Regions from separate parts of the Homo sapiens genome. Here regions 1 and 3 are each linked to region 2. The links are chromatin contacts, found by Hi-C in ENCODE. All regions are on one chromosome and are shown on one strand. The core of a region is the stretch at or near the end of the contact, and the rest is flanking DNA. Distances in the headings are between cores, read along the strand shown.

Evidence for each region. A loop is a pair of places that touch in the nucleus more often than their neighbours do. Pooled maps may share reads with other maps.
Region 1: a loop to region 2 is called in a pooled map, with 3 times the contacts of the local background. The contact joins two enhancer-like sites. A Hi-C loop is called at or near these places in 6 of 37 single-sample maps with no recorded cell type and 2 of 50 pooled maps.
Region 3: a map with no recorded cell type shows a loop between it and region 2 (5-fold over the local background). The contact joins two enhancer-like sites. A Hi-C loop is called at or near these places in 18 of 37 single-sample maps with no recorded cell type and 5 of 50 pooled maps.

The regions. Positions count from the first base shown.
Region 1 is chr4:105,190,019-105,193,538 of GRCh38, reverse strand. It overlaps TET2 (tet methylcytosine dioxygenase 2), which reads right to left. Exons shown (of 11, transcript NM_001127208.3): 2 at 3,034-3,179. All of the region lies in intron 2 of TET2-AS1 (TET2 antisense RNA 1), which reads left to right. Among named protein-coding and RNA genes, the nearest start is that of TET2, 45 kb to the right of the region's middle. Within about 2 kb of position 1,543, at least 4 of the 41 ENCODE cell types and tissues checked have a DNase peak (open chromatin) inside an H3K27ac peak, as active enhancers do.
Region 2 is chr4:104,741,429-104,744,754 of GRCh38, reverse strand. No RefSeq gene overlaps it. Among named protein-coding and RNA genes, the nearest start is that of CXXC4, 250 kb to the right of the region's middle. RefSeq lists enhancers at 1,280-1,429, 1,460-1,689. Within about 2 kb of position 1,419, at least 2 of the 41 ENCODE cell types and tissues checked have a DNase peak (open chromatin) inside an H3K27ac peak, as active enhancers do.
Region 3 is chr4:105,060,104-105,063,409 of GRCh38, reverse strand. No RefSeq gene overlaps it. Among named protein-coding and RNA genes, the nearest start is that of TET2, 85 kb to the left of the region's middle. RefSeq lists an enhancer at 2,358-2,457. Within about 2 kb of position 1,934, at least 7 of the 41 ENCODE cell types and tissues checked have a DNase peak (open chromatin) inside an H3K27ac peak, as active enhancers do.

The sequences.
Region 1 (3,520 bases), core at 294-2,793, 450 kb before region 2:
ACTACTGCCTCCATTTCCTTATTTGTTTAAATTTGTAAAAATAATGATATAGCTAAATACAAGAATTCACCTTTCTACTCATCTGCTCTAATTATTCCCCAATATTTTCAGGATAGCATGCAATAATCTTTAGCTTGACTTTAGGATTTTACTAAATTTGGCCTTACCCTGCTTTCCCATCTTCTCTCTATTTGCCAACATGAACTTTATACAAGGTCGCCTTTTTCCTGCTTCCCACTTGCCCTCTGCCTGGCCCATTCCTGCCCTAAAGGCCAACATTCTTATTTCACTCCATTTCATGCTGTTTCCCCTCCACTTCTCTCCACTGGGATGTCATTCTTTGTTATCGATCCCAATTCTTCCTGTCCTTCAGGATCCAGGCCATGCCCTGTCACCTTCCTTTGTGAAGCCTCCTCTGTTATAGTCCAGATGGACCTTGCTATTCAACTTCCAAAGTTCTTGTCCATATCACTTACTTAAGTGTATGTGTAAATATTTACTGATGTATAAGATACTGTGATTCTTTTTAAATCACTCTGCATAAAACCTTTTACTACTCCAGGTCTTTTGGCTGTTCTCCACTACCTGCAATTCCTTCAGATAACTTCATGGCTTGTTTTTATATCTTTATCAGATTTTTATTTAAGACATAATCTTCTCTTGAAGCTGCCTTACTTGACTACTATATCTTCAATTACTACCTAACCCTGCCACTCAATTTCCTTTTTCTGCTTTACATTTTTAAAACTTAGCACTTCTTGGTATTTACTATATTATACATTTTATTTTGTATGTGTCTGTCTCTTACTCTAATGGATTCTAAGCTCAACAAGGGAAGAGATTTTTGCCTCTTACTCATTAATGCCACTCTAGTTCCTAGAAGAGTGCCTGGTATTTGGCAGGTGCTCAAGAAATATTTTTGAATGAATTCATATTTCAAAAACTAAAAGCAACATTAATAAAAGTGGTTAATAATAAAACAAATACCAATATAAAATTGAGAACTTACTATATGTTGGGCAATGTACAGGTAATGCATAAAATAATCCTGTTATTATCTATTATTACCTACTTTCTTCTTTGCCATTTAAAGCAGGGCTTACAGAGGTTAAATAATTTTCCCAAGAACACATTCCTAATAAATGTACTAAAAATAAACTCTAGGCTTATTTGCTATTGAAAATATGTCAAGGGCTGAGCTTATCCAACTGTAAAAAATTAAATGCAAAACAAGATTTTTGAGGAGATATGAGGGAAGAACTCCTCAGAGAGCTACCTGTAAAACCTTTTCCCTCAATGGCTAATATTTTAATTTGTTGTCTTCGTTTTTTTTTTAAGTTATCTTATAATTTTCCATAAACTTCTGCACTTTATTCCTTACCCAGGCTTAACGTTCAAGAAGAGAAAATCTTCTGACTAATGTTATGACTTCATTAAGGAGGAAAATTCCATCTTAAAAATGCGCTCTCAGTTCTCATGTAAAAGACAAGAGCAGAATGAGTAGTCACAGTTCTCACAGAGTGAGGTAAAGCAATCATCAAGGGAGGAGGGGAAAAGTAAAGAATGCTTTATTCATAATTACCTAAGATTTTCCAGCATGAGAGGGGAAAGAGGAAGTCTATTTTCAGTGACAATGATTACTCTAAAAATATTAACATGCAAGGGGAAAATTTTCATTCTGAGAGTTACTACTATACTGAGTTCTCTTTCCCTCACAGAGTGACTTAAAATTCCCAAGGTAGAGAGGTAATCTAGACAGATGCGCTTGCCCTGTGTCTTGAAAATGGCAACATCCAGGAATCATGGGAGTTCAACTGAGGACACACTGGAAAGGATTTCTCAGCACCAGAACAGTCTCTGAGAAGTATCAAGTGGCAGAGTGGATACTTATATCCTCAGGTGTCTGCAGTAAGGCAGAGATTAGAGCTATACAGGCTTATTAGAAGATTTGTTATGCTGAATGCATAAACAAGATTTAGTGAAACTGAAGCTGAATTACCTACTAAAAGGATTATAGACAAAAAAAAAGCCTAATTCTTCCTTTTTTCTATCTAATCCAGAGTCTCTCCTGCAATGTCTCTATAATTTTAACTGTCTTATATAGTTCAGGCAAAATTATATATTGTAGAATTCATTCTCATCTTCATCTTAAACATTTTAGACAAAAATATATTAGTTCCCTACTTCTATACATGCATATATGAGAAAATGGTCTGACAACCCTTAGGTTGGGACACTCAGCAGGTCATGGCATTCAGAGCAAATTGATTTTTATTAAGATAATTATAAGAACATGATTAAAAAAGTATTTTGTATCTCCCTCTTTCTTTTGTATTTTCAGAAAATCATATGAACTGGGCCTGGGGGCATGCACCTGTAATCCCAGCTCCTTAAGAGGCTAAGGCAGGATGATGGCTTGAACCCAGGAGTTTCAGAGCAGCCTGGGCAACATAGCCAGACTCTGTCTCTATCCATTAAAAACAAACCGTATGTAAAATCACATAGCTGCTCCTGAGATCTGCCATTCCATAATTTAGTTCTCTGCTAGTTCTATGGCACCAAATTGTCACAAGACTGACTAGCCAGGTGCAGGAGGTACTCACTTTTCAGATCAGCAAGTAACCACAAATACCATTTATTTGGTCCTTAACAAGATTGAGACGAAGTGGCTACAAGTGAAGCAAAATGGAGGCGATAAATACTCTAACAACTGGTTATAGATATCACATTTTCTTATGTTTATAGTTACATTTGAATAATCCTTACCTCTTTTTAAAAACTCCATAGACATTGAGAATTGATAAAAATCTATCTTTCTCCAGAAAAATACAGCTATACATAAGTCAGTACACAACTTTAGTAAATTCACAAATCTTAACAATCTAATCCATGTGTCCTAAGCATAGACAATAAAGAAAAGTATTTGAGAGGGTGCAGGGTAACTTGAAGTTGAAGTTTGGGAGAGAGATTACCATTACATTAGGAATAAATTCATACTTGACAAACAAGTGTCAACTGTCTCCACTGTCTTACCAGCAGCTCAGTCCCTTACTGCTCTTCCTGGATCATGTCCTATTGGCTGCTGCTGAGCCCATCTCCTGCTTCCAAGCGTTGTAACTCAACAGGAGCAAAGGCAAGTAAACAATCTTGAGAGGGTGTGCTGCTGAATGTTTGCCAGCCTAGAGAAGACAGAGTTTGAACATTTTTAAGTTAGCAAAAAGGAACAGGGTATATACACCTGATATAAAGAGTTTAAAAGGTTTTGGATACCTATAATTGGATATTTCCATTACAGTGTGGCTGTTAAAAAACTTAGAGAATCTTTCTCAAAGCAATGACACTCTCAAATGTACCATAATAACAATTCTAATATCTGTAGAACACTTTGCCATGCCCAAAGCATCTTTAGTCTTCACATCTTCACCGCAATAATCAATGAGGCTTAAGAGCCAGTGGCTTATATTACTTCATCTGTTGAATCCAGTGGTTCACAGTGTGGCTTACAAGAGTATCACCTAGG
Region 2 (3,326 bases), core at 170-2,669:
TGTAAGATGTTTGGAAAATGATTTGAAAATAATCTTATCAACTTCCCTTCCAGTAAACCTTTTTACTTTTGTTCCTGAATTATAAAATCAGAAATTTGAAAAGTATGTTACTCTTATAGTATAAAGCAAAAAAGGAAAATACTGACATAGGAGTATCATAGGTATGGGGCAAAAATAGCTTCAAAAAAAAAAAATCATTTAGCCTAGGTATGTTGCTCATCCTCATTGCCCGCTGGCCTAGACCATAACTCAAAGGCCAGAGGAATTGCCAGCTGGCCCTGGCTTTACTGTCTTCTAGCTGTGTTTTTACTTGGTAAAGAACCTTTAGCTCTCTGGGCCCCAATTTCATCATCTGCTAAAAGAGGGAATTTTTTTTAACAGGCATGTTGTTATGTAAAAATGAGAAACTATATTGTCTGTAAAAAATATCTGAATGAGCTATAAGATAGTATACAACAGTAAAATATTGTAAGTATTGTTCATATCTCATTCTTTCCCAATGTAACTTCTAATCCTTTGTTTTTTAGGAAGATAAAAATTGCACAGATACATTTGTTATATAGAAATACACTAAGCTTTTTAGAAATCTTTCAGAATGCATTACTATTCATCCTGCTAGATTCAGTCTTAGGACACCTCCACGATGTCATTAACACTTTTGGGTGCTTATAGAGTAAGTGATTGTCACAAATCAAACCTTTACATTTCAAGAGATAAGCAATGTGAGTAAATAAAATTTCAAAATAGAGAATTTAAAATGAATTTCCTTAAAATTAGAGCCTAAAGTTATTTTGGTGCCTTTAGACATATTTTAAATGAAATAAATTCAATAAAAGCCATATGGTTTATTAATATTTAGCTCTATTTCCCTTTACAAAGGACCATAGTATGATTTTAAGAAAATATTTATTTCATGCAGCTTCAGAGTTGTTGTTGTTCTCCTTCCTTGTATAATTGCATCCATCTTATTTTTTCCTCTTAGAATCAGAGTTTCTATTTTTGCTAGCTTGTGGTGCAGATTTTACTACTAAACACTGGGAATATCAAACTGGGCAATCAAATAAGCTTTCAAGGCTCCCACTCCCTTGAGACATGAGCAGGACGCAGGGCTAAATTTGGGGTTCCAATTCCTACCCCTCAAACAGTGGCAGGCTGAAGCCACACTTAGCCTTCATACAAGATTCATGATAATCCTGGGACTGGCTTGGCTCTGACACTGTATTAGATATGTGAAGATCCAAGCTGCTCTCTACATAACTCAGGGCAGAATAGGGATTGCTTTGTAGGCACCCTGGCTGTTTTAAAGTTTTCTTTTAACCAAGTGACTTTGAAATTTCTCAGTATTTTTTTTGTGTGTGAGTGAAAAGAGAGTCAGACAGAGGAGAGCTGACGTTCCCCAGGGGCAAATCGTGTTTTCGGTTCCTCTTTATACCAAAGTTTTTCTTGCATTTTATCTTATGTCTCCTCCTACAAGCTAAAGATTTGAGCAGTTCTTTTCTTACCAAATTTAAGGGATGAACGCTGCAAGGACATGTACCGACCATTGGATCTTAAATGCTTTACTCAAAGTACAGAAGGTAAATGCAGAAGTTTTCATTAATCCCTAACCACATTATTTGACACCTAGGTCTTTTTTATTAGACACTTATGGAGAAGCATTTGTAATCTTTACTTCAAAAACAAATGATAAGATGTCACTTTAACAGTTGCAGCCTTTATCAAGAGTTAGCTGATTGTATTTTATGTTTTTGTTTTTGTTTTTATTATGGGAGAAGAAGGCAATAAAGAAGGAAACAGACTTTCATAGCTCAAGACCATTTGGTCTTTACCGCATAACTTAATTGGATCCTCACAAAAGTCCTAGGGAGCAGATATTATAAATGCAATTTTAGATGGGCAGAAACAGGATCAGGAAGGTTAGGTGATATATTCAAATCACACAGCTAACACATAGTAGATCCAAAACTCAAAATCAATTTTGTCTGATTCTAAAGTTCATGCTTTTTCCACTGGCTACTAATGCCTCATAGAAAGGAAAGAGATTGAGGTACCTGACCTAGCCAGAGAACAGTGAGATTTATGTTCCAGTTCCCTGGTTTCTGAACAATTCTTCCATGAAATGATGATAACACCACCATATTATATTCCAGGGTTGCCAAATACATGGGACCAATACAAAACAGCATCTCCTCCTCCTGCCTGCTCAGGTCCTTCTGAAACCTCTGCGAACACTTCCTCTCGGGAGAGTTCTACCACGCTTTGCTCTGTTTTAGCATTTTCTTATTGAGACACCTGCCTCCTCACCTCATTTGTCCCATAGTGTTATAAAACAGAGGCAAACAAATGTTTTTAGAGAAAAAGCAAGGGAATAATAATAAGTTAGTTAGGACCTACCTTCTTTTGGATTAAAAATGATGCACGAGGTATTTTTGTGATACGAGTCCATTGCAACTTCTAGTGAAACAAACCTTCCCGTGAAGTAGATCAGAGATAACAAGAATCACATTCTACACATGCCTAAACTCTAATTCTTTTTTCTATGCCTGGCTTGAATCAGGTAAATTTTAATCCTTTATTTGTGACTGAAAACAAACTTGGCTACTGTCTGGGTGGAAGCAAAGGTAAGGACCCCTGTAGGTGAGAGATGTAGTTGGATATTGATTTGGTCAGATATACTTTACCTTATTTCACAATAGAGGACTGTATTTGGGGCTCCTGAAAGGGTCTAAAAAAATGGAGTAAAAACATACTAACCCCCAATTTTTCACTGTAAACTGTTTATCAGAATCTTTAGTAAGTTTCCCTTGCCTTTTTATCTGATTTTTAAAATCTGAGTGCACAGAATCAATTTTTCATAAAACTTGCAAGTTTTGAGGCTTTTGCTGCATGTCAGGCACCGTTCTAGGTATTGAGAGCAACAGCAGAAAACAGATAGATTTTGGTTTAAGTAGCTCATATTCGTGTGTGTGTGTGTGCGTGCATGCACACACACGTGGTGAGGGAGTGTTTATGTATGTGTGGCAGGAGGGACACAGATAACAAACAGATACATATAAAATATATAAGGTGGCAAAAATAAATCCCCATGATAATGAGTGCCATAAAAAAATAAACCCAGAAGGAGCTAGAAATTGGCTGGGGTTGGGGTGGGTAGTTTCTCTTTTATATTGAATAGTAAAAGAAGGAACCTCTGATAGGTTATTCTTTGAGAAGAAACATGTTTCTGACATTTTTCAGAAACAGCAAGGAGGTCAGTGTGACTTGAAAAGAGAAATTAGGTGACTGGTAGGGCAAGCAACAAAAGGTTAGACTGTACAGGACCTTTT
Region 3 (3,306 bases), core at 685-3,184, 320 kb before region 2:
TCTGAATATAATTAAGGTTGACTGAAATATGCAACTGGCTCAAAAGTACTTTCTCCTAAAACAGTCTCTTAAAACAGTGTTTGAAGGTTAAATAGATTAATATATGCATTGTGACTTAATCTTCTAACTAACAATCAATTGTGCCAAGTCCTCATTAATTCTCCCTCCAACAAGATGACATTAAAATGTCCCATTGTAATATTTTAAATTCTTTTCTGGCAGGGGCAGACCTTGAGAAATATTGATCATACTTTAAAAACTCAATTGTCTGAATAGATGGCACATGCCATCATTTCCATAACATATTTCATATAGAAATTCTCAGAAGATGGAAGATGGAAGAACAGGATTTCCCATCTGTGGCATGGTACATGCTCCACCCTTCCCTCATTATACTGCTAACAGCTGCCCTGCCTCAAGTTTATTCAGGTGTCTTTAAAATTCGTTTATGTTTCTGAAATTTTTGAAGTAATAAGTTTTATAAACTTAATACATACTAGTGAGATCGTATTTCCTGGTCTTTGTCTAAAAATCGTCTCTTTCATTTTATTCTAATATTTGCATATGTTCCTCATATCTATTGATTTGAGGATTTTTTTTATTCTTTACACTGCTTGATAACCTTTTGAAAATTCACCATGGAAGAATGACTATCACAGGAGAACTGGTACTTGGAAACCTTGAGGCATTACAAGAAAAGTCTCGGTGTAATGTGCAAATGCTTATAAGCAAGAAGGTGATTTGCCATGACCTTCATAACCCTAGTGTTTACAACAGTGCCTGTTCTAGAGTAAGCAATCAGTAGATTTTTTATTTTTTTTTTTGAGATGGAGTTTCACTCTTGTCACCCAGGCTGGAGTGCAATGGCGGGATCTTGGCTCACTGCAACCTCCACCTCCCAGGTTCAAGTGATTTTCCTGTCTCAACCTCCCAAGTAGCTGGGACGACAGGCGCCCGCCACCACACGCAGCTAATTTTTGTATTTTCAGTAGAGACGGGGTTTCACCATGTTGACCAGGCTGGTCTCGAACTCCTGACCTCAAGGGATCCACCCACCTCAGCCTCCCAAAGTGCTGGGATTATAGGCAGAGCCACTGCGCCTGGCCCCAGCAAGGTATTTTTTTGAAGTCCAATGCAAGTGGTGATTGTCCGACCAAAAAAAAAAAAAAAAGAAAAAATCTCAAATATTTCCTAGCTAGAAAATGTCACCACATCCCTCTCTCAATTTTGGAGATTTTTTATCATGCCTAGCAACAATATTGGAGAGTAAAATGTAAAAACCATTTCATTGGTTATAAAGCACTGGAAATATGATAATTAGGGCAGTCCAGATGCTCACTCTTCCTGTTGGAATTATATTGACATTATCATTTCATTTTGTTTGTTACTCATAACAGTATTCCCATCTTGGCACTTAAGCAGAAAAGCTTCACTTGTTATGGTTGTTTCACAGTTGATTCCATTATTTGACTTCCTGTTTTCACAATTTGCCAACCAATCAAATATATCTGTGGTTTTAAAACATGTGTCAACTGAACAGATATCAAGAATAAAATGCACATATACATCCCAAAAGACCTCTGTCAAAATCAGTAAGATTGCACAAGGCAGGAACCTCGGATGGCACTTTAACAGAAGAAAATTGTCAGAAATTATTTCATTCAATGTAGTATCTGAGCTTTAATAAACCATGTCTTATCTCTTTTGGCCAGTGGACAGTTTCTAATTGGTAAGGGTCCAAGGTAAGGCAAACAAATGCAAGGAAACCTGTCTGCCTGACTTTATATATCAGCAAGATAGTCCTATCGTACATCAACGAACAGGCTTCAAGTTGACAACAGGAAAAATGTGACTCAGCTTATACAAAAGGGGAAGTCCCAGCGTTGGGCTCAAACAATGGGTCTGTCATTTTACTGCTTTGCTGGTCTGTCTTACCTTTTTGAAGACATGCACGGGTTGAGGACTCATCAATCTTCTCGGTCCTAGGCAGGGTCAGTAAATTTAGTATCCAGGGAGAGGCATTATTCCAGGTCATGAGCAGAGCAGAGGAAACAATGGGGAACTTGTGGTCAGGCTGGTAAAGTGATACCTTAAATTCCAGGAATACTTGATTTGGGAATGGAAACAGGATAGGCCCAGCAGCAAAACAAGAGCAGCACAAAATCCTCCTTAGAATGATCAGTCTAGTGAATGAATTAAACAAAGAAAGCAGACTGTGAGGGATATGTTTATTTTCTCCTATACTCACATATCTGCAGTTCCTTCTGCAGAAGATGTTACTGCAGAAGCAGTAACAACTAACTCATTGATGCAAAAACATTTTATGATATGACACTAAACACTGTGTATATGTGATTTACACGTTATGTGTTAATTTGAGTTTTAGAGGGATCTTTAAGTCATATAGGGCTGAGGAAAACATGTACTTCTTTGGCAACTGAGCTACATCTTACATAAAATAACACCACCAACACCGTATGGGCAGACCTCACTGTGGAGTCAAAGGCAGAAATAGTATGTTCTCCAAATGAGTCACTCCCAGAGGTCCTGTGGTCTTTAAAAACCTGACCACTATTATTCTCTGTGCTTATAGGTTGTTCTTAGTTGCTGCCTTGAGGCTTCCCCTCACTTCACTGTTTCCACTTCTTCTTTATTGACTTTTGTGAAGTCACCATTCTCTTCCTCTTTCATGGTAAAGTGATGGTAAATGTGGGTGATTAGGATGTTCAGTGAAGCACAGACTTATTAACAGGAACCAGGAGGAATGGCTAATGTTGCTAGGGTTTAAAAGTTTTACATAAAAGACAATCACAGTAGTAAAATAGTCATCAGTAAGAACATGACTTTTCTTGTTTCATTGAAAAAATGTTTAGTACTTTTGACTGAATTATTTCTAGAGTATGACAAATCTGTTTTATTGTTTTCCTATAACTTGGGGTCATTTTGTTCTGGCCTGTGGTATGCAATGCCCCAGAATATTTTATATATATTTTTTTTATTTTTATTTTTATTTTTTTTTGAGATGGAGTCTTCCTCTGTTGCCCAGGCTGGAATGCAGTGGTGTGATCTCAGCTCACTGCAACCTCTACCTCCTGGGTTCAAGCAATTCTCCTGCCTCAGCCTCCTGAGTAGCTGGGATTACAGTGCATGCCACCATGCCCGGCTAATTTTTGTATTTTTTTTAGTAGAGACGGGGTTTCACCATGTTGGTCAGGCTGGTCTCGAACTCCTGACTTTATGATCCGCCCACCTCGGCCTCCCAAAGTGCTGGGATTACAGGTGTGAGCCACTGCGCCCGGCTGCCCC